Regions from separate parts of the Homo sapiens genome. Here region 1 is linked to region 2. Evidence: chromatin loops called from intact Hi-C (ENCODE). Cell type or tissue: PC-9. All regions are shown on one strand. Links, peaks and the distances in the headings refer to the core of each region. The heading gives the core; the rest is flanking DNA. Region 1 has its middle 150 kb from the start of SASH1. Region 2 overlaps SASH1 (SAM and SH3 domain containing 1).

Region 1 (10,653 bases), core at 958-8,957, 220 kb before region 2:
AAGAGCTACAATGAGAATTGAGGATTCCATATCCTGGCACCCCCATCTTTGTCCATCAGAAGCAGAGTTAGAATGTAATGCAAAAGCAAGAAGATTGCATCAGTACAAAATGGGACCAAACTGTACCCTTTAGGATTCTCTATCATTGCTAACAGTGGGTCACAAATCTGGTTTCAATCAACTTATCAGCTATTGCCAAGAAATTTAGACCCTGTCCCTATAGCACATTTTAGACTACATTTTGCTTGACTTTCTGTATGGGTAGATTTGATTCCAAAAATATATTTTAAGATCATCAGAAACAAAGAAGCTGTTTAAATAATAGGTGACTTGTTTTAATGATTAACTTCGCTTTCTTCGAGGAAAGGAATGAGCAGAGCGAACAAAACAGCAGAGAGATATTGCCAAATAACTGTGCCCTGACATGTCCACACCTGGCAGGAGGGGCACAGGAGGCAAGTTCAGGGCTTCTGTTTCTGACAGAGAGCACCCTCGGCATTGGGAGCTGGGTTGTGATGTTCCAGAGACTTACTCTGTACCTGGCACTATGTCTGTAGTTAGGCTCCAAGATCCTGACACTGTGATTCTCGGAGAGGCATGAATAACTGAGACATTTTCTACTTAATTATCCCTTTCCCATTTTTAATAAACCTATCTCTAATATTTATATTTTAAGCTGCGAAATATAATTCAGAGTAAAATATAAAGAACTATGAATAAGTAAAGCAGTATCGGCCAGATAGTATTGGATATCTGTTCTCCTGTGGTCTTCAACCATTGTCAATCACTATTTAATTTAACCTTGGCACAACTTCTGTGTTTATATGAAATAAATCAATTTGACTTTCTCAACCTAGAGATAGGTCTTTCCTGCATCTTTTCAATGACTGTAGCACACAGCAACTTCTACCAACTTTTTATCCAAGGCCTTCTTAGACATCCTCTGGTTAGACTTTTACCTTTTGTTTAAAAGAACAATATCATTATTTACAACTTAGAGGGAAAGGAGCATTACGAGATAATGGAAAGGACATGAACTTTGAAGCAAATCAGCCTGGGTGTGGATCCTGGTTTAATATCTAAATGACCACAGTCATGTTATTGAAACAGTCTGATATTCTCAAACTGTGCAATTGGCATAGACCTTACTTGGTTATTGGACAATTAAATGAAATAGGTATTTAAAGCTCCCAGCACTTAGAGAAGTTGTGGTCTTCTTACTACCAGCAGCTCAGCCACCTCCAATAAGTTCACTATTACAACTACTGCCAGCTGACTGACCGTGAGAAATCCAGGTAACTCTCTGAGCCTCAGTTTCCTTTTCAGTAAAAGAAAGATAATGTCTATTTCACAGGGTTGTGAAGACAATGAAATGCTAACACCTAAAAAGTGCTAGGAACATGGCATGTACTCAACAAATTTTAGTTCAAAATCTTTTCCTCCTTTCCCGTCTTCTTAAAAATATCAAGAACTCTTCAGACCCTGTTGATATTCCCAGGCCAGTAGTTCATGCTGATCTTGAGATTAGATTACAGCCTGGAGGGGCATCTTAAATGCACTTTAAATTAGACCTGATTCATTTCCAGAAAAGATTCACACACTACTACCAGGCTTGCTAGATCTGAACCCATCTTTAGGCTACAGAGGAAGCAAGAAATGTGTGTAGCACATGAATATTCTATCCATGAGCAGATCTTTCTCCTTTTCCTTCAGGGACTCTGCATACCCAATGTCCAATACCTGGAGAATAGGCAGAGAGTGTATCTACACCTTTCCCCAGGCCCCTGCCTGTGCTCTGTGGTAAGAGGGTCTATCCTCTTCTGGATGTTTCCTGGCCTCACTCACCATCTTCTACTGACAGAGGCAAGACAATAGACCACCTTTCCACGCATATTGGGATCCCGTAGTGTCCACCAACAGCAACCTAACGCAGGACAACATGTAGCTGACCACAGCAACTTGACAATTGCCAGGTTCTTACACTTTTTATGGAAACAGTCGATGAAAAGGAAGACACAGCCTTGGCATATACTTCATCTCACACCCACACATAGGCCATCCATTCCCCTCCTCTTTTGCTCTTGTGCTCTGTGTATTAATACCTTCCTTCCATGAAGGGAGAAGGCTGGCTCTGCTTGTCTGTATTTGTGTGGCTTCCTATAGGAGGGAGTTAAGGTTTAGCTCTTGGTACTCATGTAAGGTTTTGTAAGTTTCATCTGTTACACTTCTATGGATCACTTAAAGAAGGCTGAAGAAGATCCGTTTTCTGTTTGATAGGCTCAAACCATCATGGCAGGGCTTCTGTTTAGTTTTGTTTTCTATTTACATCTGTCAGTGGTCCTGGAAACTATTTGGCAATGAACATAGGCAATACTTGCAATACATTTTCAGAAACCACTGTGCTTAACACTGGAAGAACAAGGCCAGGTTGACTTCTGGGGTGACAGTTCCATGCTTATGGTCCGGTGGGGTACTTGGTCATTGAGATCCTAAATGGATCTATTTATTTATTTATTTATTTATTTATTTATTTATTTATTTATTTTGAGACGGAGTCTCACTCTGTCACCCAGGCTGGAGTGCAGTGGCACGATCCCAGCTCACTGCAACCTCTGCCTCCCAGGTTCAAGTGACTCTCCTGCCTCAGCCTCCTAGGTGCCCACCACCATGCCTGGCTAATTTTTGTATTTTTAGTAGAAATGAGGTTTTGCCATGTTGCCCAGGCTGGTCTCGAACTCCTGACCTCAGGCCATCCACCCGCCTTGGCCTCCCAAAGTGCTGGGATTACAGGCATGAGCCACCACATATGGACTAAATGCATCTTTTTTTCTGCCATAGGATTTTATTTGGTAAGGATGTGCTGTCTGTCATTTACAGTTCAAAAGCCAAAATCAAAATTAACGTGATAATCTCTTCTAATTCAGAAATTTCACAATCTGTTGTTTCATCCTCTGCCTCTTAACTCTTCAGGGTCAGGAAACAACAGCAGTAAACTCCACACCTTGGATCCCAGTGGTAGAGTCAAGGTACTCCGCAAAGACTTCTGGATGACCTTGAGTCTGGGGGTAAAGTTACACACAGCACTGTCTGGTAGGACACTCTGGTTCTCTAGTTATAATGCTAGGGACATGACTCTGCCTGCCTACTCCTCAAAAAACTGAGCAAAAAATTGGCCTCACCCCAGTGTTTGGCACCAGAATGAGTACCCGGTATGAATCTTTGTCCGCAAACATTTATATTTGTTTTAAAGCCACTGTGAGCCCCTAGCTGTTCTTCATTTTTGTCATTGCTGAGCTCTCCTTTCCTTCCCAGAGCTGCACCAGATTTAAGGAAGCTTATACAATACCCAGTAAGGCAAACCACCTTGACTATGGTCTCACCAGCACACCCCACTGTCCCAGACCACAGTGGCCCCTTTGATGCCCAGCAGCTCTCTGCTTCCTCCATGACCTCTGCAAGTAGGAGAATCTTTGTGGAGGCTGTGAATCCCAGTCCCATCACTTCTCTTCCTGTGACATCCCTTAAGTCTTCCTTCCTAGGGTCTTCTGCCTCCCAGAAGAAAGCCGGGGAGCCATGCTTCTCTACGACCTTTGCACCTCGCCCTCCTCCTAGACCAGGGGAAGTGTTTTCCTACATGAAAGCACCACCACACCCACCATGGCTTGTTTCACAGAGACATTCTTTCCTCAAATTCCATCTCCCCTTTGGAAATCAGGCTTTTAGAAAACACCAGGAAGCCTTGCACGCTAGGTCTGTTTTCTACCATACTAAGGCGCGGAGGCATGGAGAGACATAGGAAAAGGAGAAAAATACACAGAAGGAGAAAAAGGGGGAAAAACTCTAAATTAAAACCTCCGAACCCTGTTGCTAATATGTATGGTAGTGATAAACATAGCACTTTGCATTCCTCAGGAGCATCTAGCCTGCTCTTCAAGAAATTGAATCAACATCGGGCAAAGAGAAGAAACTTGGGGTTTCTTTTTTTATTTTATTTTATTTTTTTTTTTTTGAGACGGAGTCTCACTCTATTGCCAGGCTGGAGTGCAATGGCACGATCTCGGCTCACTGCAGCCTCTGCCTCCTGGTTCAAGCAATTCCCCTGCCTCAGCCTCCCAAGTAGTTGGGACTACAGGCATGGGCCGCCACGCCCGGCTAATTTTTTTTTGTATTTTAGTAGAGACGGGGTTTCACCGTGTTGACCAAGATGGTCTCAATCTCCTGACCTTCTGATCCACCCGACTTGGCCTCCCAAAGTGCTGGGATTACAGATGTGAGCCACCACACCCAGCCAAACTTTGGGTTTTCAATGCCTTGGTTTTGTAAGAAAGGGGCAGGAAGGTTAAAGGTTCATTTTCAAGGCACCACTGACTCACCCTTTACAGATTGCTCTTAAAATCATTTTAATTTGTTAGAAAATGTAAATTGATTTTGCATCCTTTTTCCTGTAAATTGTCTGCACACAAGTAAAAGTCACTAATACTCAAAAAGACTTTTTTTTTTTTTTTTTTTTGAGATGAAGTCTTGCTCTGTTGCCCAGGCTGGAGTGCAAATGGCACTATCTTGGCTCACAGCAACCTCTGTCTCCTGGGTTCAAGCGATTCTCCTGTCTCAGCCTCCCAAGTAGCTGGGAGTACAGGCGGATGCCACCATGCCTGGCTATTTTTTTTTTTTTGTATTTTTGTGGAGATGGGGTTTCACCATGTTGGCCAGGCTGGTTTCGAACTCCTGACCTCAAGTGATCCACCCGCCTCGGCCTCCCAAAGTGCTGGGATTACAAGCGTGAGCCACAGTGCCTGGCCTAAAAAACTTCAATAACTCTCTCTGGAAAAGAATCAGTATTTACCTGTAGAGCCACTTTTGTGCTCCAATGACCTTAGCTGAGTTCGTCATAGGCCACATGGGCTAAGCTGGTGTCCCTCAATTTAGTAAAACACAGTCTATAAAATCCCACACTTGTAAAACACTCATTTGGCAAGTGGTTTTGCAAAAGTTGTAAAAGCTTACAAGTGGATATGCCAGGGATTCCTTTAAGTATCAAGATGTCCTTGAGTTTTCCAAAAATATGACTCAATTTAGAATCATGGAGGTATTGTAGCTTTTCAAAAGTATATCTTTGTAAAAGTACATGTGCCTGTACTCAGTGAAATGAATGTTAAGCCAGATAGAACATGAGATTTCACCAATAGGAAAGAAGAAAACTCCCTGCCAGACCTAAATAGTTGTTTCACCTATTTGGAAGAGTTGCAGAGTATGCAAAAGTGACTCAGCAAGTCACAGACACCAGCACAGAGGTGGACTCGGTTATGAGGCAGGACTCGTACAACAGGTTCTGAAGGCCCAGAGGTTAATGAAGTGGTTAAGCTAAGGGTAGCCCTCCCCAGGCTCCTGAGGAAGGAAAGTCAACAAGGACTTTTAGATATCTCCCCAGCAAAATCATATATTTCCTCTTGAAAAGTTACTGTTTTTTGACCAGGTTTGCATTCTTCTGGGTCTCTTGGTTTGTAAATAATTGTTTTCGTGCATTTAAGCAGTTAATCTGGCAAAGCTAATACTAATTTGACATAGCCAGGGACTAGAGAAAATGCAGTAGACATAACTGTTTTCCTGGGTAAAATTTTATAAAACTAAACATTTTAGAAAGCCCTACTCATGTGTAGATGTGGGAGGGATGGACTCTCCCTGCAGGAGAAAAACTGTCCAAGTGGTGAATTCCACATTGGAACAATATGATGTTGGCTTCTGATTTTCCACTCCAGGCTTTGGAGGTAAAGCTCAGCATTTGACCGCAGTTATGTTGTGCTACAAAGGGCCAGTACACAGTAAGGCCTGTGGACTTAGGAACTGGCAAAGGAAGGGAGATGTGGTTAGAACACTCAGGAGAAGGGTTATTAAAGGGTAAAAGCAGTTTTTGCATTTGAGTTTTTCTTTTCTTCATAACCTTTCGCAATTTCATTGGATCCAAATGTCCGAGAAACGTTCATTGAAAGTGTAAAGTCCACAGAAAGAAAGGACCAGAATTCTTCCAGGTCTCTCCCATCAGGCTTCATCTGGGTTCTACCTTTCCATTTTTGTTCCACTTGCAGGAATGGTGGGTAGGAGCGTTAGACTTCTCTGTTTATAAGAATGTTTCTTTTGAGTATCATTAATCAGCACGGATGAAGATGAGTTGTGCCTGAGATGATAACCACAGATCCAGCTCTCAAGGATATTTTGAGGACGTTCTATCTTCTCCTGCCTCTTTTCAGAAAAAAGTGAGAATATTATAAGCACCTATATTTTTATATGGCTGTTTAAAATCCTAATTGACCTGTTCTAACAAAGTAGCACGGAGCATGAATCACTTGGTAGCCAACTTTGGTTAATTTTGCCTGCAGGATTGCCAGAAGTTGCCTTCCTGAGCTTGCACTTCTACTTGCATTCCAGGTGTCCATTCTTGTGTACCGAACACACCTTAAAGTGAGCTGAGAGATTTATAATTACTAGAGTCAAAAAAAAATGCCAGAAGGAAACGTCACCACCCACTGAAGGATTATTGTTGGCATGATGACTGAGGCGTGGCGCCTGTGCACATGGCAGTGTCAGTTGCCTTGTCATAAGTGGCAGTAATGCTAGGGGATACTTTTCTTCTTTGATTTATATTATTATCTTCTTGAATGAGACATATCTCGATTTTGAATCATAACTGTGAGAAATGCCCACACCCTTCTTACCTCCACATATGTAAATTCCATTTCTCCCAAGACTCCCAGCTATGAGAGAATGCAACAGTCAATATTATGAAAGTGGCTTGGCTAAAATGTTTGCTTCCCTGTGCTCAGTCACTTGAGCAGCACAAGTGACACATTTGACAAGGCAGAACAAGAAATTTATCCCTTCACTATGGAGCATTTTACAAGGGAAGCTGAGTTTTGGAGCAAACTAATGGTAAGTTGAATAAAGTGTTTAAATATCAAGGACATCATGCTGGGCATTTTCCTTGTGGCTTTTTATAAAATAAGATGAAAGGGGAATTTATAATCAAAGGATTGTACTCTTGCTTATTACTTTAAGTGAAACGTGCCTTCTACATATCAAATTTTGTTAGTGATAAATGGCTTTGAATGAATTGTTTGGCAGGAACTTTTTCTAATTCTATTGATGAAGAATACTAACAGCTATGGGCATGTAAGGCTTTATGACTTTGTGGAAGCAATATGGTTCACTAGTGGAAAGGAATTATTCTAAGGTAGATTTTTAACATAAATGAAGCATTTCTTGGAACTCTGTGTTGGATTTTTACTTTTGGTTTTCTTTAACTGTACCTCTTTTAAGATTTTCTCTAAGGTGTGTATACATAAACATGATCAGAAGGGTGTAATAAAGGAGGATTCTAATGTCTAAGACTAACCTTTGTGATTTCTGAACTGAACATATTCGTACCTGCCATTTTCCCTTTATGTGACCAAGAACTGCTGAGTTTACTTTAGATGACTTGGTACAGTCTTGAATGCATCAAAGAATGCAGAGATTCCCTGACTTTGGTGATTCTAGATGATCATGTCATTTTATAGTGGAGTAAACTGAAGTCCCTCTATCCAAACAACCCATAGTCTGGCTACAAGATCACAGACCCCACCCCCCATTCCAGTGGGTTTTTTGTTTTTAGTTATCCTTCACTGTCTCATAGCATAAAATTTCATTTTGTTTTCTCCTTTCTAATGTAAATTTCAGCTTCATTGGAAATAGAAAATTCTGTTGCAAACAGGTAATTTTTAGATTGGATGGTATAACAAATTATCTTTTCGTGGCAACGATGTGACTCATCTGTCTTTTCCCTGGCAGTATGACCTATACTACCATCTTTTATGACACTAAGTTTATTCTGTGAGCATACTGAAACATTGGTTTCTAAAGTAGTCACTTCTATTCATTAAAGAATGTTCAGGTCCAGGTGCGGTGGCTCGTGCCTGTAATCCCAGCACTTTGGGAGGCCAAGGCGGGAGGATCACGAGGTCAGGAGATCGAGACCATCCTGGTTAACACGGTGAAACCCCGTCTCTACTAAAAATACTAAAAATTAGCCGGTTGTGGGGCGGGCTCCTGTAGTCCCAGCTACTCGGGAGGCTGAGGCAGGAAAATGGCGTGAACCTAGGAGGCGGAGCTGGCAGTGAGCCGAGATCGCGCCACTGCACTCCAGCCTGGGCGACAGAGCGAGACTCCGTCTCAAAACAAAACAAAAAAAGAATGTTCAGTATCTCTGATGTCTTAAATTATAATGCTATATCTGAGCTGGTAAGCCATTCTGTGTGATGTCTTTGGAGAAAGGAGGGTAAAAAAATGTATTATTATTTCTAAACATAACTAAAAAGCACAATTTTTAGATCAATATTCAAACATTTAATACATTTACTTTTGTTTATCCAATTATTTCACTCGTTTACTTAGCAAGCACATCAATATATTGTATTCTGGAAACTCAATCATTTCTATGCTCTTACAATACTTAGGTTTTTTTAAATGTCTTTATTTTTATTAAGAGTTCATTTTGACAAACTATAGAAAAATTAAAAAGGTTTTTTCTGCATGTCCTCCAGGCAGAGAGGAACATCTGTGCTCCAAGGAGCTGGGAGCTGATGTAGCAGCAGGCTCTGACTGGCTCCAGAGTCCTAAACCTATGGGGACTGGGCAGAGGCCGATGCTCAGGAAATACACAAAGGACTGAGACGTAGGCATTGGTCCTGTCCACCCAGAACTGCTCAAGGAGTTTTCCAAATCAGATAGTCACATGAGAGAACTATCGGACTTATAAGCAGCTACCATGCAAATTCAAGGTAGCCTCTTGTTTTGTTAAATCATGGTTGTCCAAACTGCCATTTTGAAAATTCTCCCCTCATTTTGAAACTCTCTTTCACCCCGGCTCCAGCACTGCCACTACATGTGTCACCAGTTCCCCTGGCAGGTGGGTGGTGGCTTCCCGTGAGAGAGCTAAGTCAGCAGCCCCAGAAGGTGCCTCGGGGAGCTGGTGGCAACTCATTAGCCTCTCTTACGCGCCTTTTAGTCTGTGTCATGGACAGATTACCTGCCAGCACAGACACCCAGTGACAGGCACAGCCCAGGGCAGGAGGGACTGCAATTTACTATGAACCAATGGCTACTCAACCTGTGTGAACCAACAGAAATGGATTTTGGAGGGCCTGGTATATTTCCACAGTGGCTTTCTATCATAATTAATGCACCCAACCTCTCCTGTGGTCAGCAGGTTGTTATCTGAACTGTGTAGATTGTGAGACATAGAGATTTAATAACAGGCTTGGTGCTCTCTGGTTAATGAGTGGGCTGGGAGTGAGAAATCTAAGGCTCTGGTGATTTCCTACAGAATGTTGGACATTGTCTCTCAGCCTTCTCCACCAGGAGGATCAGAGTGGTTCTTCCATCAAGAGTTCTCTCATCATTTTTTGCTCTTAGTGCATCTGAGTTCTTGAATGTCTTCACTCTTGCAGAATATTGGAGTCACTTAGAAGTTCACTTTCATGTCAGACATAACTGGATCATGCTTCTCTCAAAGAGGATAATAGTAACCCCTGGGAGCTCAAATTCAGAAGCTTGCCTCCAAGTGCAGCTTTAAGTCTCAAGGCTATGTGCTGGTCCAGGACAGTTGGTAGATTAGGTCTCCCCTTGCATACAACCCAGTGAAACAATTCAACCTAGCACAGCTTCAACAAGCACGAACCATATATGAAAGTGCAGGTAGCAGAGGGCATGATGGCCATGCATGATTATTTGGGGAAAGTGGACAGTGGTAACTCTCTGCATAGTCCTGTCTGATCATCTCCTCCCAAGAGACCCCAGCCATCTTTCTTTGCCACCATCCTCTTTCTCCCAGTGAGCTCATCTGAATACCTGCCTCATTGAAGCATCAGGCAAGTGCTCATCGAGCCCAGCCTCTATGACTAAATCCGCTGTTTCTATGGAGAATACAGAGGAAGAAGACGTGATCTTGACTCAGGAAGGTCAAAATATAATTGTGAGATAAGACAAACATCCATGAAACAATTAGAGAACAGAATAATATATAATTGAGTGGCAGACGGCATGGTTCAGAAATTAAGTGGAATAGCAAGTCTGAAGTCAGGGAAGTCTGTGAGGCCCAGAAGAGTCAAAGAAGGTTTCATGATGGAAATTGATGGATAGAATTTGGAAAGGAGAGGGATAGGCATCCAGATGAAGGAGATGATGGTGTCGAGTAAATGCTGGGAGGCAGAAACGCCTCTGGTGACAGGATACTGCTGAGTGATTGAACAGGAAATGGATGTGAGGGACTGGGGAAAGATAGAGAATGGAGCAGATCCTGGAGAGTCTTGAAGACCAAACAGAGGATCTTAGACTGGGTAGGACATGGGAGTCGTGGAAGGAGTCAGAACAGTAGAATGGCTTGATAAAGGCAGCATTTAGGGAAAATGAGTCTGGCAAGGTAGATTGGATTCTGAAGATTCTAGAGGCTGGTAAGAAAGCTATTGTTACAGGACCTACACATGAGATGGCAGTGGTCCCAGACCAGTGTGGTACAAGTGGAGTAAGGAGAAAAACATATCTTTAAGGAAAAACATGAAACACCAGTCAGCTGACAGGATTATGTAGGATACAAACTACATCAAGTCAGCACCTAATGGATAT
Region 2 (10,653 bases), core at 1,604-9,603:
TGCCGGACTTTTTTTGTATTTTTAGTAGAGACAGGGTTTTGTCATTTTGGCCAGGCTGGTCTCAAACATCTGACCTCAAATGATCCGCCTGCCTTGGCCTCCCAAAGTGCTGGGATTACAGGGGTGAGCCACTGCGACCGGCCAAAAATGACATTTTTTTTTTTTTGGAGACAGAGTCTCGCTCGGTCGCCCAGGCTGGAATGCAGTGGCACGATCTTGGCTCACTGCAAGCTCCGCCTCCCGGGTTCACACCATTCCCCTTCCTCCTGAGTAGCTGGGACTACAGGCGCCCGCCACCACGCCCGGCTAATTTTTTCTATTTTTTAGTAGAGACAGGGTTTCACCATGTTAGCCAGGATGGTCTAGATCTCCTGACCTCGTGATCTGCCTGTCTCGGCCTCCCAAAGTGCTGGGATTACAAGCGTGAGCCACAGCACCCGGCCCAAAAACGACATTTTTAAAAGCACATTAGAGTTGACATAGTTCCTGGGTACATGCTAGAGCTCAATGAATACTTATCATAGATATTATTATTTATAGTAGAGATATTCATTATAAAGTTAGCACTTGTTAAAAGTTGAACAGCTAGTAAGTATCAGAGATGAGATTTGAAACCAGGAGGCCAATGCCAAATCTTCCCTGGCCACTCCCTAACCTTGCATTTTCTTCTCTAGAGTCTCCTCAGAGCCTTCTAGAAGAATCAGTTTGTGTTGACTTGATTTATAGATTAGTTTATGTCCTTGGGTAATATGATATCAAAACGCTATATTATAAAGCATGATATAATATAGAATATTAATATAAGAATATATATATATTTTAAGAGATGGGGTCTCACTATGTTGCCTGGTCTGGCCTCGAACTCTTGGCCTCAAGCGATCCTCCCACCTAGGCCTCCCAAAGTGCTGGGATTACAGGCATGAGCCACTGTGCCCAGCCAAAAGTAATTTTTGCTATACAATTACAACATACATTCATTGTAAAAAAATTGAATAAAAATTCCACAGTAGAATTGTAACGTCTCTTAATACCCAGGTCTCAAAGATAACAATTGTTAACAGCTGGGTTTTTGTTTTGTTTTGAGACAAAGTTTTTGCTCTTGTCACCTAGGCTGGAGTGCAATGGCTCAATCTTGGCTCACCGCAACCTCTTCCTCCTGGGTGCAAGTGATTCTCCCTGCCTCAGCCTCCTAAGTAGCTGGGATTCCAGGTGCCTGCCACCACCCCTGGCTGATTTTTGTATTTTTAGTAGAGATTGGGTTTTGCTATGTTGGCCAGGCTGGTCTTGAACTCCTGACCACAGGTGATCCACCCACCTCGACCTCCCGAAGTGCTGGGATTACAGGCGTGAGCCACTGCACCCCACCTTCCCATAGTGTTTTTTAAAATGAGTGTTTTAATTGGGATATGATTCATATACCATAATATTCACCCTTTTAAGTGTACAATTCAGTGATTTTTAGTACCTTTATTCCTAATTCCAAAATTCCATAGTACTTTGAATGCTGTTTCACCTTTCTATAGTGAGTATGTTGTCCATTACTGTATCTCTATGGCCAGAGCAATCCCCTGAATATAGTAGGTGACAAATAAATTTTTGTGGGGTGAATGAATGACAATAGCTGTGCATTCTGGAGATATTTGCATTCCTAGACTCATAAAGTGAGGCTTTCTTATTACACTCTTGGGTTTTAAAAATAAGCATAAATATTTAATGAGAAAAATCTTTTAAGCAAGAAAGTTTTGAAAGTATAATTCTGGAAAAGAAATGCCTTTATTACAGAATGAACCTGCTGGCTAATAAAAACATAAAATATGTTAACAAGTTCAGACTTCTAATTAGAGGAAGAAAGGCTCCCAATGAAAGTGTATTTGATAAGACAAAAGTCTTTCATGCTGTAAAGTTTGCTTATGTAAACCTATTTTTTAAATATGGTTCTAAGGGATAGGCTGTTGTCTTAAAATGGGTATACAAATATAAACGTCCAGGATCCACTGAGGATAAACTACATAAAAACCGGTACAATAGAAAAAAAAATGTGCTTGGCACTTCAGTCCTTTCTAAACTGACTTACTACCCACCCCCAGCCCAGCCCATCCCTGCTCCGCCCCAACCCCCACCACCTGCCCCACCCCCAGCCCAGCACCACCGGCCTCCCACACCCTCACTCCTGTCCCAGTTCCATCCCAGCCCTATCGTACCCTCATCCCAACCCCAGCCCCACCCCCACCACCTGCCCCCCAAGCCCAGCCTCCTGCCCCAGCCCCACCGTTCCCCTCTCCCAGCCCGTGCCCCACCCCAGCCTCGCCCTCATCCCAGTCCCCAGTCCCCCTCCAACACCCCACCCCCAGCCCCAGCCCAGGCTATGGTTGCTGGCCTTTCTGTTCATCTGATAGGGAACTGTCCAAGACAGCAGCAACTTTTTGTGTTTTTGTTTAACACAGCTGAGTGTATTGTGTAGTCGCAAGGAGCTGCAGAATAGCAGAGAGGAAAAAATAATAATGCAGTGTTGGAAGCGGAGTGGAACCAAGCTAGCTCATCACAGTCTAGGAAGAGATAGTTGATTCTGCTCACAGGGCGGCTTGACTGAAAGCTTGCAGAACTTACTGCTCAAACCGGGGATACTCCTGCCTTCTGCCTCTTGCCTCTGCTTCCCTCTTCCTTTTCCTCTTCCTACTCCACACCCTGGACATGGGGTGATTCTGTGCCTTTCTTAGGCCTGTCTCCTAGCTGTGCCCACCTAAGCATCCCCTTCTGCTTGTGATCACCTCTGTGTGCATGTATGTATGTGCCAGTGAGAATATTAGCAAGTAATGGTTGCCAGGAGAAGTGGAAAAGAGAGAGAAGGAGGAGCAGGAAGAAAGGAGAATAGAAAGCTCCCCTCCAACTCTTGTCCCTTCTTCCTTCCCGCCTTGACTAGGGGGTTTTGGTTGAAAGGCACAGAGGAAAACAGAAAGTTCTGCCCTGTTCCCACTGCATTCTACTCCAGGCTCAGGTTAGCAGGGCTGAGAATGAAGATACCAAGGAACTACCCTGGCAGTCTGCTCCTTCTCCCTTTCCATCTGTTCCTCTGCACAGCCCCACCTCACTCCTGTGAGCCTTCTTCCTTGCTACCTCTGGCCTTTGTTCCCTCCTCATATTGCTTGGCTCTCCATCCACCTAGAGCCCATCCTCACTTCTGGGTCCTCACTGCCTCTACCGCCCAGATGAAAATGGCCACTAGTAATGACTCTAGGCTGAGGCCGTATGCACTCACTCTTTCCCTCTGTGGAGTGGATTCATCTTAGAAACCCCAGCTGGACCCCTGACTCCATTTTCCCATAGAAACTTGTTATGCCTGGTGGATAAGTTCTGTACTTCTGTATCCCAGCACATCATGAGAAAAGCTGCACTTACTGGTTTGACCTGGGAATGTGTCTTCTTTTGCTAACTTTAAAGTGCAACTTGTTACTTAGGAAAAAAAATCAGAAATCGACAGTGTAATCTTTGGACTCCAGTTCTTGTGCTGGAAGTGGCCTCCATGGTAAAAGAAAACTTAGAGACATTTTCTGCAGGCAGAGATGTGCCCTGTGCCTATGCCACACCGATTTCAGAATGGGGCAGGGTAGGGCAGGGCTGTAGAACAGGTCAGATGGGCATTCTTCTCATTGCTGGGTGCCAGTCACCTGCCCTGACCCCAGGAGATGACAATTTTGAACACAAGCCAGCATTTTAGTGAGATTTGAATTTATTCAGCAATCTGCTTGTTTTTGTTTGTGCTTGTTTGTTCTGGCTGGTCATAGGAATCTCAAAGAATACCTCTGAAGGACTTCATTTGGGGGCCCAGTGTGAACATTGCTGATACGAGTAAAATCTATTTCTGAGCTGCAAGAGATAAAAAAAAAAGAAGTCGTAGATAAAAGCAGTTGGAATATGTTTAATGTTATTTTAATCTGTTGCATTATGTGAAATAGTGTTACAGTTTGCATACAGATTCCTACTTGCCAGTATTCAAACTTAGAACAGTGTCCTCTCCATCAGCACACAGCAGAAAAGGCAGCCAACATATGCCTATCACCTTCTACAACAGCTTGTGGGGGATCATGGAGCATAGATGCAGAATGCTGGGCTTGGGGATCCAGGTAAGCAAGACAGGGTCTGGCCCCAAGAGACAGGTGAAGCAAGGTGCCAAGTCCAGGGATGACAGTGAAGGCAGGGAGGAGCAGAGAGAATCAGGCTTTCCAAGGGAGGAGCAGAGAGAATCAGGTGCTCCAAGGGAGGAGCAGAGAGAATCAAGCTCTCCAAGGGAGGAGCAGAGAGAATCAGGCTCTCCAAGGGAGGAGCAGAGAGAATCAGGCTCTCCAAGGGAGGAACAGAGAGGATCAGGCGCTCCAAGGGAGGAGCAGAGAGAATCAGGCGCTCCAAGGGAGGAGCAGAGAGAATCAGGCTCTCCAAGGGAGGAGCAGAGAGAATCAGCCTCTCCAAGGGAGGAGCAGAGAGAATCAGGCGCTCCAAGGGTCTAGGAAAGCCTAGTCCATGGCAGGAGTGGTATAGAGGAGGGTGGAACTTTTTAAGTTGAGTTTATCTTGTATTATTTTAGTTTTTTAAAAAAAATTATTTTAAAAAATTATAGTAAAATATACATAACGTAAAATTTACCATCCTAACTGATTTTGAGTTGCAGTTCAGTGACAGCATAATCACATGTTGTTCCACCATCACCACCAACCATCCACAGAGCTCTTTCCGTCCTGCAAAGCTGAAACCCTGTGCCTATTAAACAACTCCCTATTTCCCCTCCTCACATCTCCTGGCAGCCACCATTCTACTTTTGTCTGTATGAATTTGACCATTCGCAATACCTCCTGTAAGTGGAATTATGTAGTATTTGTCCTTTTGTGACTGTTTTTTTTCACTTAGCTTTATGCCCTCAGCGTTCATCTGTCTTGTAGCATGTGTCAGAATTTTCTTCCCTTTTGAGGCTGAATAATATTTCCTTGTCCCATATACCACATTTTGTTTATTTATCCACCAACAGCCAGTTGGGTTGCTTCCATCATTTTTCTATTGTGAGTAATGCTGCTATGAACATGAGTGTACAAATAGCTCTTCAAATCCCTGCTTTCATTTCTTTTGGGAATATGCCTAGAGGTGGAACTGCTGGATGATCTGGCAGTTCTACTTTTAATTTTTTTGTTTTTGTTTTGAGATGGAGTCTTGCTCTGTCACTCCGGCTGGAGTGCAGTGGCGCAGTCTCGGCTCACTGCAACCTCTGCCGCCCGAGTTGAAGCAATTCTCTTGTCTCAGCCTCCCGAGTAGCTGGGACTACAGGCGCGCACCACCACACCTGGCTAATTTTTGTATTTTTGGTAGAGATGGGGTTTCACCATGTTAGCCAGGCTGGTCTCAAACTCCTGACCTTAGGTGATCCACCCGCCTCGGCCTCCCAAAGTGCTGGGATTACAGGCGTGAGCCACCGCACCCAGCTACTTTTAAATTTTTGAGGAACCTCCATACTGGCTATGCCATTTTACATTCCTACCAGCAGGGAGGGAACAGGGGTTCTAATTTCTCGTCATCCTTGCTAACACTTTTTTTTCCTTTTTGATAATAACTATCCTAATGGACATAAAATGGTATCTCATTATGGTTTTGATTTGCATTTTCCTAATGTTAGTGATGTTGGGCATCTTTCCTTTTTTTTTTTTTTTTTTTTGAGACAGAGTCTTGCTGTGTCACTGCAACCTCCTACTCCTGGGTTCAAGCGATTCTCCTGCCTCAACCTCCCAAGTAGCAGGGACTACAGGTGCCCGCCACCACGCCCGGCTAATTTTTGTATTTTTAGTAGAGATGGGGTTTCACTGTGTTGGCCAGGTTGGTCTTGAACTCCTGACCTTGTGATCCGCCCGCCTCAGCCTCCCAGAGTGCTGGGATTACAGGTGTGAGCCACCACGCCCAGCGCATCTTTTCATATACTTATTAGCCATTTGTGTATTTTCTTTGGAGAAATGTCTACACAAGTCTTTCCCCATTTATGAGTTGGATTGTTTATTTCAATCCAACTCAATGTATAAAAGAAGTTTATTTCAATCCAACTCCATGTATAAAGTTCTTTATACATTCTGGATATGAATCCCTTATCAGATATGATTTGCAAATATTTTCTTCACTTCTGTGGGTTGCCTTTCACTCTTGATCGTGTCCTTTGATGCACAAACGTTTTCATAATTCTGATGGAGTTCAGTTTATTCTTTTGTTGCCTGTGCTTTTGGTGTCATATCCACTGAAATCATTGCCAAATCCAGTGTTGTGAGCCTTTCTCACTATGTTGTCTTGTAAGAGTTTTACACTTTTACGTCTTACGTTTAGGCCTCTGATCCACTTTGAGTTAATATTTGCATATGGTGTAAGGTGTCCCCTTATTTTCATTATCTTGCAGTTTACACATAGTCGCATAAATTGAAGTGATTTGCTTTGGAGAAAAAGGCAGCCCCTGCCTCCCTCCCACCACCTTTTTTGCCCGCTACACTTGTCACTCGGCTACATTCACCTGCTATGCTTGTCACTCCACCCTGCTCTAATGCCGCTTTCTCTGCAGGCTCTTCTTGGTTCCCCAAGCTAAGTGGCTCTTGCCCTTGTGTACCTGCATTGCAGTTTTATGATACTTCTCATGTCGTGTCTGTGCTTTCCTACCATGCATTATTATTCACGTGCTTGTCTCATCTCTTCTGCCAAATTCTAAGCATCTGGATGGCTGGGTTTAAGTTGCATCTCTGTGTCCTTCAGACCATATGCCATAGTGCCTTGTGCCTCACGGTGACTTGTATTTTGCAGAAGCTTAACAGATATTAACTGGATATCCAATTATAAAGAGTCATAAATAGATGGTATTTTATGATTAACAATATTAAATGTAGAAGTTTATTCAGTTCCTGCGTAAATCAACTCTCAAATTCAGTTTTGTTTTCTTGAAAGTGTCTGAAATACTCTGAAAGCTGCCATCCATATTGCTAAGGCAAGAGAGGAGAGGCTGTCTTCTACCAGTACCACCTCAGGGCTATGTAAGAAATTTCTTACCTTAGTGACTTCAAGATTGTCATTAAAAACTGCAATCCATATTTTAAGTCAGACAACAGAAAGAGATTTTCTTGTGTTTTTAATAAATGTGAACGGCTGGAAGCAGCCACAAAGTATGTATCAAGTGACCAATTCTGGGCGTGGTGGCTCACGCCTGTAATCCCAGCATTCTGGGAGGCCTAGGTGGGCGGATCATGAGGTCAGGAGTTCGAGACCAGTCTGGCCAACATGGTGAAACCCCATCTGTACTAAAAATACAAATATTAGCTGAGCGTGGTGGCACGTGTCTGTAATCCCAGCTACTCGGAAGGCTGAGTCAGGCAAATCGCTTGAACTGGGGAGGCAGAGGCGAGGCTGCAGTGAGCCGAGATTGCACCACTGCACTCCAGCCTGGGCAACAGAGCAAGACTCCATCTCAAACAAACAAACAACAAAAAAGGAGAATAACTTTCACCCCAGACTATAAGGGAACATGCTCTTATCTTGACACAAATTTGATTTCTTCTTAAAATAGAAGGTGTGAGGGTACCTGTGCAAGAGGGACATTGAACTAGGTAGGGTGTTTTCCAGAGCAGTCCTTTTTTTTTTTTTTTTTTTTTTTTTTTTTGAGACAGAGTCTTACTCTGTTGCCCAGGCTGGAGTGCAGTGGCGCGATCTTGGCTCACTGCAACCTCCGCCTCCCGGGTTCAAGCAATTCTCCTGCCTCAGCCTCGTGAGTAGCTGAGATTACAGGCGCCCGCCACCACGCCCAGCTAATTTTTGTATTTTTAGTAGAGACGGGGTTTCACCATGTTGGTCAGGCTGGTCTCGAACCCCTGACCTTGTGATCTGCCTGCCTCGGCCTCCCAACAGAGCAGTCCTGATGAGCCCTCCCCGTAAGAAACTGCTGAAATGTTGGGGCGGCTGTATGTTTTTGTTATAAGGAAAAGGTAACATTTGTGGAAGGCAGTACTTCACAGTGATACATTTAATGGTTGCATATTCAAATCTCAAAAGAGATTACTAGTAATCTAGAGCAGGTGTTTCTTATCCCAGAAAGTTCTTAAAGTTCTCAGAATTAGTTCTCTTGAGACAAGAGCCATATTTTCCTGTAAGCCAATGAATCACAATTTTTAGGATTACATTTTCTGTATAGGACAAGCCTAATTATAAGTTGCACTTAAAGTGACATTCCGTAGTAAACAGAAACTTCATAAGGAAATAAACAACCATGTTGCTTTAGATATGAGTGTTCAGTGTAAGGTGGGTTAGTTGTAAGGAGGACCTCACTGTGAACTAACACGCTGTAGTGCCACAGGCTACCCAGTAGTAGAATATAAAAGCTTTGCTCACACATCTGTGACAGACATAAAAGGCGGCCGGGCACAGTGGCTCATGCCTGTAATCCCAGCACTTTGGGGGGCTGAGACGGGTGGATCACCTGAAGTTAGGAGTTCGAGACCAGCCTGACCAACATGGCGAAAACCTATCTCTATTAAAAATACAAAATTAGCTGGGCATGGTGGCGCATGCCTGTAGTCCTAGCTATGCGGGAGGCTGAGGCAGGAGAATTGCTTGAACCCAGGAGGCAGAGGTTGCGGTGAGCTGAGATCGTGCCACTGCACTCCAGCCTGAGTGCCTACAACAAGAGCGAAACTCCATCTCCAAAAAAAAAAAAAAAAAAAAAAAAAAAAAAGGCCTTCCAGGTCTGTATTTTTGTATTTTTGTTTTATCTACTTCATTAGTTCTAGTTACATATATAATTCTGTGATTCAATCAGTCACTAAATATTGATTGAGCCTTACAGGTACCCTAGGGACCAAGAGAAATACAATATAAAAATATTTCCCCAGTAAACATACGCACATAACATAGAAGACAAGATTTATGGAGTTCAGTCTTATGCAATTATATCCAGTCAACATATATTGAATCCTCAGCATGTACAAGGCTGTATCTAAACTTTATAAAAGAAAACAGAAATGCCATTTGGCCTTTTAGTAATTGTCTCTGTAAAACTTGATGAATTTTTATTTTATTTATTAGTGTTATTTTTTTTTTGAGATAGAGTTTTACTCTGTTGCCCAGGCTGGAGTGCAATGGTGTGATACTGGCTCACTGCAACCTTTGCCTCCCGGGTTCAAGCGATTCTTGTGCCTTGGCCTCCCAAGTAGCTGGGATTATAGGCATACACCACTACTTCCAAATAATTTTTGTACTTTTAGTAGAGACGCAGTTTCACCATGTTGTCTGGGCTGGTCTTGAACTCCTGACCTCAAGTGATCTGCCTGCCTCGGCCTCCCAAAGTGCTGAGATTACAGGCGTGAGCCACTGTGCTCAGCCAACTTGATGAAATTAATATGAATCATAAAATCCCCCTTGAAATTCTCAGTTGTTTGAAAATTTATTCCCAAAAACCATAATGGGAATATTCACCCAAGTCTCTATGGAGGTTTCACTCTTGATAGATTTTTCATCAGTTTTTCAAATACTGAATCTCCGTTTTGATATAATTTATGTTGTTGCATAACCCTTTCATGGCCTGAAGCCACACTGAATGTTGCCACTCATGACTCGTTGTAACTTGTAGTTGAGATGTTGAAGGAATATATATATATGTATTTGAAGATGTTTAAGGTGGTTCCATTTTTTTGCAAATCAGAAGCATTATTTTGGCTAGATTTTGATACAAGGATTGAGAAATTTATGGTTCACTTAAGAAATCACTTTTATTTTTATTTTATTTTACATTTATTTAGCACTTAGTGTTTGTTTTTCACATAAATTTCAATTTGTATCTCATTCTATTCCTGGTAATAGTAGCAGGTATGTAAATGGGCAGTGGGGTTTTGAGAGAATAATTATTTAATAAATTATAGTTACACCTACAGCATCCATGAATGAAAGAAAAAGTTGCTTTAAAAAATGATATAAAGTGATTTGATGAAGCATTTAGTGTTTCGTTTTTCAACTTAGAATTTGTACCATAGTTATGTCAGTTTGCAATGAGTTCCCTAAAAGCTATGCGTATCAGTCCGCCTCTCATTGCTATAAAGGAATACCTGAGGCTGGATAATTTCTAAAGAAAAGTGTATTTGGCTCAGGGTTCTTCAGGCCATACAAGCACAACACCAGAATCTGCTTGGCTTCTGGTGAACGAATAGAGCAAGAACCCAGTCATTACCATGGGGAGGGCAGCAAGTTCTTCATGAGGGATCCACCCCCATGACCCAAACACCCCCGACCAGGCCCCACCTCCACCACTGGGGATCACATTTCAATATGAGATTTAGAGGGGACAGACATCCAAACTATATCACTAGGATGCTAAGTCATAAAGAATACAGAGAAAGGGTCATAGGAAAATCATTACTGTTGAAAAAAGAAAAGTCGTGTTCCTTAAAGCAGCTCAGTGTATCAGAATATTGCTGAAGTTTTAATGATGAGACTCTGTAGGGAAATATTTACCATTTTGGAAACTGTAAACCTGTTGTTTGTGTTGATTTCTTGTTGAATGCACAGTTCTTTACTTTTAATTTAGTAATTTGAGCTACTTTGGTATTTGATTAGTTTGAATCTTGTTTAGGATGCTCAAGGGAACTTAGAGAAGTTCAGTTT

What was found. Peaks named below come from ENCODE experiments on the same cell type or tissue, not always from the same donor. Only the 100,000 strongest peaks of a DNase experiment are listed, where the experiment ranks them.
Region 1: a loop joins it to region 2, with 21 times the contacts of the local background. A loop is called at or near these places in 2 of 110 quality-filtered maps.

What each region holds. Positions count from the first base shown.
Region 1 is chr6:148,186,702-148,197,354 of GRCh38, forward strand. It overlaps a transcript of SASH1 not described here. Among named protein-coding and RNA genes, the nearest start is that of SASH1, 150 kb to the right of the region's middle. In PC-9, for the core only: no CTCF peak of the experiment used is centred there; DNase peaks (open chromatin) are centred at 5,270, 5,810 and 6,500; H3K4me3 peaks cover 2,329 bases; H3K27ac peaks cover 5,392 bases.
Region 2 is chr6:148,402,466-148,413,118 of GRCh38, forward strand. The region is part of intron 2 of SASH1 (SAM and SH3 domain containing 1); the gene reads left to right. Among named protein-coding and RNA genes, the nearest start is that of SASH1, 65 kb to the left of the region's middle. In PC-9, for the core only: a CTCF peak has its summit at 5,526; DNase peaks (open chromatin) are centred at 3,606 and 5,026; H3K4me3 peaks cover 702 bases; H3K27ac peaks cover 3,001 bases.